Regions from separate parts of the Homo sapiens genome. Here region 2 is linked to region 1. The links are chromatin loops, found by intact Hi-C in ENCODE. Cell type or tissue: psoas muscle. All regions are shown on one strand.

What was found. A loop is a pair of places that touch in the nucleus more often than their neighbours do. Peaks named below come from ENCODE experiments on the same cell type or tissue, not always from the same donor. Only the 100,000 strongest peaks of a DNase experiment are listed, where the experiment ranks them.
Region 2: a loop joins it to region 1, with 2.8 times the contacts of the local background. A loop is called at or near these places in 88 of 110 quality-filtered maps.

What each region holds. Positions count from the first base shown.
Region 1 is chr10:71,391,261-71,393,760 of GRCh38, forward strand. No RefSeq gene overlaps it. Among named protein-coding and RNA genes, the nearest start is that of CDH23, 4.4 kb to the right of the region's middle. In psoas muscle, no CTCF peak of the experiment used is centred here; no DNase peak of the experiment used is centred here; H3K27me3 peaks cover 328 bases.
Region 2 is chr10:71,712,007-71,714,506 of GRCh38, forward strand. CDH23 (cadherin related 23) reads left to right here. Exons shown (of 70, transcript NM_022124.6): 28 at 659-807. C10orf105 (chromosome 10 open reading frame 105) reads right to left here. Exons shown (of 2, transcript NM_001164375.3): 2 at 1-2,500. Among named protein-coding and RNA genes, the nearest start is that of C10orf105, 6.5 kb to the right of the region's middle. In psoas muscle, no CTCF peak of the experiment used is centred here; DNase peaks (open chromatin) are centred at 840 and 1,415; H3K27ac peaks cover 2,120 bases.

The DNA.
Region 1 (2,500 bases):
TGCCAGTAAGCCAGCTGGTTATTTGGTGTGTGGGGATGCAAAGACATTGAAGGGGAGGTGCCCCTTCCTCCAAGATGTCAGCCCAGGTCACCCTGGGACAATGCACTGTCCCCTCTTCCTCCTGCAGCTGGTCATGCTTTCTACTGTGTATCTGCACCTCCAAGCCTAGCTCCTCCACCTCCAGCATTGCTTGCTGAAAAAAACCTGGGCTCCTCGTGGGGCCCCCACCCCTTCATGGTCTAGCCCTTGCTGCCTCTGCACAGCACACTCCTTGCTTGGTCCAGCCCTATTGCCACACTACTTGAAGTCTGTAAACTGTGTGCTGCCCCTGTGACCTTGCACACACAGTCCCTGCTTCCTCAGATGTCCTTGCTGGTCTTACCTTGCCATGTACCCTTGTCTTTCAAGGCTCTATTTAAGTGGTCTCTCCAGTTTGGGGTCTTCCCTAATCTCCTTGGTTAGAGTGGATTGCACCCTGCTCGGGGTCCCCTCTGTCAATGCTGAATCTAGTCCCAGCCTGAAGGATGGCATCATCCTACTGCTTCCCAACTGTTTCTGTCTCTATCTCTCCAACTGGACTGTAGCTTCTCTGAGGACCAAAATGATGTCATTTGCTCTTTGTGTCCTCGGCACCCAGCCCACAGGCTGGCACACTGTGGGCCCTTCAGGAACATGTGTTAGGTAAATGAACAAACACACAGTCCCTGCCTTCGAGAATCTTAAAATCAAGTGTGCTGTGGACTAAACATGATCTTGAAGCCGCTGTACAGATGTGGCCGCTTCTGGAGATCCCTGGGCAAGATGCCCTGGATATGGAAGGAACTGTATATCACTTTTTTTCTTTCTTTCTCTTTTCTTTTTAATTTTGGGAAAGGGGAGGTAGCATTTCTCTAACAATGCTGACTCTACGCTGCTCTACACTCCCTACTACAATCACCAGAGGAATCATCAGATGGTCTGTACCAGGCAGGGTTCTCATGGTCGCTAGCAACAGAAATGAACTCTGGCTACCTGATGCAAAAATTGAACTCACTAGTTAGTTAACAGGGGCAGATTCAACCAGAAGACTGGAGGACAGGCCCAGACAACAAATAGGAACAAAAGGAGGCTGGTGGCTAAGGATGCAGCTGAAAATACAACCCAGGTCAGGCTTCAGAAGTCCTGGAGTCAGGGCTAGGTGCTTTGCATAGCTTCAAAATGATTCTTGACTGTTTACAAACGTTATGGTCCTTCTCAAGGTTCAAAGTTGAGAGTGGAGCTTCTGACTGGCTTGCCTAGTCATGCACTGTGCCCTGCAGGCAGAAGGCAGGACAAATGAGGACCTCCCTTTTTAGCTTTTGCAATTAAAGCAGGGCCTGGTCTTACCCCTTACTTCATACAGTGGGGGTCCCCCAGTAGGAGTGGGGTTTGGATGATGCTGGGTCCTGGGAAGTTGGCATCTCTGTGGCTCTTCGTGGCTGTCCAAGCGCTTTCATATCCACCCCAGGAGGGAGGCTGGGCAGGCACCATTCTCTCATTTTCAGAAATGGAAACAAGGCACAGAGTGGTTCAGCGACTTGTCCAGGACCACATAAGGTGGCAAGGGGTGCTTCTTTATCACACTGGTGTACTTTCCTTGATGCCCCAGGGGCTTGGAGAGGAGGCAAATGTTTCCTGAGGGAAGGGCTCTAGGGAGAACTTCGAGAGCTGTTGTTGAAACAGCCCTGATACGGTTTCAGGAATGGAAATCCCAGAAAGACAGAAAGGTGAAAACTTAGGTGATTCATCTCCTGGAATGAAGAGATTAGAATTTCTGAGATGCTGGTTCAGAGAATAGAGGCTGGGTTCTTCCCCCCAGCTCTGAGCCTCCTGCAAACGCCATCTCCTGCCTTTGGCTGGTTCATGTGCAGAAGAGCAAGACTGCTGTTCACCTCCGGGATCCAGTAGCTCCCATGGCTGCCTGGGGAGAGTCCCTGTGCATGCCTCCAGGCTTCCGCACATGCTGCTCCTCCACCTGGAGCGCCCTTCTGCTTCTGCTGCCTGTGACCTCCTGGTCAATCTCGGCTCACTGCAGCCAGCTCTGATGTCCCCTTGTCCAGGCAGCCTTTCTGGACTCAAGATTTCATGACAATGAATCACCCCACTCTCCTTTGGGCCATTTGTCCACTTTGCCACACTTACCTTTCTAGGTTGTAACTGATTCATCTGCCCCTCTCTCCCACTGGGAGTGCCTTGAAGACAGGATGGATGTCACTCACATCTGTGTCCCCGGTGTGCGGTGCTGGCCTGTTCCCCTCAGGGCCATTCTCTCCTCCCCTCTGTGGTGCTGCTCTGCATCACAGCAGGCTGACCCCGCAAACTCCCAGGTCCACTGTCTTCAGGTGGGAGACGAGAGGGCTGGGGAAAGAAGCCGGGATGTGTCTTCACACTCCACCGTCTCTGGCAGTAGCTGTGTTTCTGTGACTCGAGCCCACACCACACAGGCCCACTGTGGTCTCACCTTCCACCGTGTGCCCTGATC
Region 2 (2,500 bases), 320 kb after region 1:
TAGAAATTAAGGTGTCGGCAGGGTCACGCTTCCTCCAAAGGCTCTAGAGAGAATCAGTCCTTGACCGTCCCAGTTTCTGGAGTCGCTAGGCATTCGGTGGCTTGTGGCAGCATAACTCCAGCCTCTGCCTCCATCTGCATGTGGCCTCCTCCTCTCTGTCTCAAATGTCCCTCTGCCTTTCTCTTGTAAGGACACTTGCCATTGGGTTTATGGGCCACCCAGCTCACCCAGGATGATCACTTCTCAAGATCCTTAACGTAATTACATTTTCAAAGGCCCTTTTCCCAAATAAATTAATCTTCACAGGTTCCCAGGGGTTTAACATGGGTCTGTTTTTTTTGGGAGCCATCATTCAATCCACTTGAGTGCCTCAGTTACCTCCTCTGTAAAATGGGGATGACAGTAAAGTGTCTGCTTCATGGGGTTGCTGTGAGGACTGAATGGGTTAGAAGAATGGCTGGCACATGGTGTTATCTAAGTATTTGATACTGTTAGTGTTATTCCTAAGCTAAAAAGGAAGTCACCCCTTGCAAAGGCTAGGGCAGATGGGGCGGAACAGGGCACCTCTCTGGCCGGTGCCCGGGAGTGTGCAAAGTCACAGGAAGTGTGCCCCTCTCTCAGGCAGCTGCTAACACCTGTCTTCCTTCAACTCCCACAGACAACGGCCCTGTAGGGAAGCGACACACGGGCACAGCCACCGTGTTCGTCACTGTCCTGGATGTGAATGACAACCGGCCCATCTTTCTGCAGAGCAGCTATGAGGCCAGCGTCCCTGAGGACATCCCTGAAGGCCACAGCATCTTGCAGGCAGGTGGCCCGTGGCCTCTGGGGCAGGTGGTGGGCTGGGGGAGGCGGAGCCACACACGGCCCTGAGGGCACATGCTCAGTGGCACCAGAGGCGGAAGCAGGTGGGGGCCCAGGGTGGGTCCGCTGCTCTGGAAGGTGCTGTGGGGAAAGGGGGACCCAGGCCCTCTCCCATCCCAGGGAGTGTGGGCCCCCAGGTTGCAGAGCTGAGGATAGGGCTCTGGCTCCCCACAAACAGGAGGAAGACTTGGCCTCCCCCTGCATATCTCCCGCCCCACCCAGAAGGGCCTTTCAGAGTAGCGGGGAGAAAGAGACGTCACAATTTCCCGGAAAGGAGTTGAGAAGAGAGCCAGGGCCCAGCAAGGCCCAGAACAGAGCTGCTTTCACAGAGCCCTTGGCCGAGGCTCCCCTCTTGGGAAGTAAACAGGCACAAGAAGAAAGGGCTCCTTTGCCCAGGGAGCAGGCGCAACAGCTCCAAGGCTCAGAGGGAGAGAAGGGAGGACCCTGAAAACAATTTGGGTGTGCACCCACACCTCTGCCCAGAGGCCTCAGTTGCTGGGTGGGGAGGGAGGCCCGGAGTGAATGAGTCTCTTTACCAACTATGGGGTTTCCGACTCGGAGGCTGAGCCAAACAGGGAATCTGGGCCTGCCCACTGGGGCAGGCTCCCGGGCTTGGGAGGGACAGAAGCGTGGGAGGCTGGCAATGCTCCCCTCCCTGCATCGGGACCAGGAGGCGGGCAGGAAAGGGCTGGGGAGCAGGGAGCTGACTCCCAGAAACACAGAGAGCCCAGAAAGCCCTGAGGATTTGCGAGAGTGTGGTGGCTAGCTCCAGAAGGAGGAAGTAGAGGGTTCTCTCGATCAGGGCCTCAGCTTGTGAGGACTTGGAGCATACCCCCCTGGCCTGGTGCCTGAAACCCAATTGAGAGCCCTCCCCCTCCTGGACTTTTCCTTCTTCAGGCCTCAGGGCAGCCTCAACCCCCACCCCAACCTCCAGGAAGACAGTGCCTAGTGGCCAGCAGGGCCTGCTGGTGAGGTGGATGGCTACAGGCTGAATCCAGCCTAGGATTTGCAGGGAGGCCCCAGGGGAAGCAAACCAGGAAGAGGTTACTGAGCAGGAAGGGAGGAAGGAACAAAACCCTTAGGGAGGAGGCCTGCCCCACTTTCTAAACCCAAAGACTTGGTTTCTATTTACACAATACTACTCTTACTGAAATCCTAGAGCCAGCGAGTTAATATAGGGCAGCCCTGAGTTCTCCCATTTCTCAGGGAGAAATGCAGCGTCTCAGGATGACTTCTCCAAGGTCCTCTTGGTAAGTTTCTTGTGAAGCCGGACTCACTTTTTGAGATCAGATTGACTTGGAAGGAAGGGACAGTGGGCTTCTCCAATAGAGCCTGCTTGGAGAGAAATCTTTCTAGAGTCATCTGAGGGAAGATGAGGCTCTGTGTTATGCCAGCTTCCACCAAGACTCCTGCCTCAGAGGGTGGGGACACACCCAGGCTGGGCCACGCTTCACTCTGTACACAGAAGCCTCATACTTCTGTGCACAGAACTGGGGAGTCAAAGTGAGGGGCTGGACAATGTCTGGCTCTCTGCAAGCTCCCAAGCTGGTAGGAAAGAGAAGACATAGACAAAAAGGACCCATGCTGCCAAGAGAATGTTCCTTTTCCTCCCCAAGAGAGGTAGGAGACAGTAGGG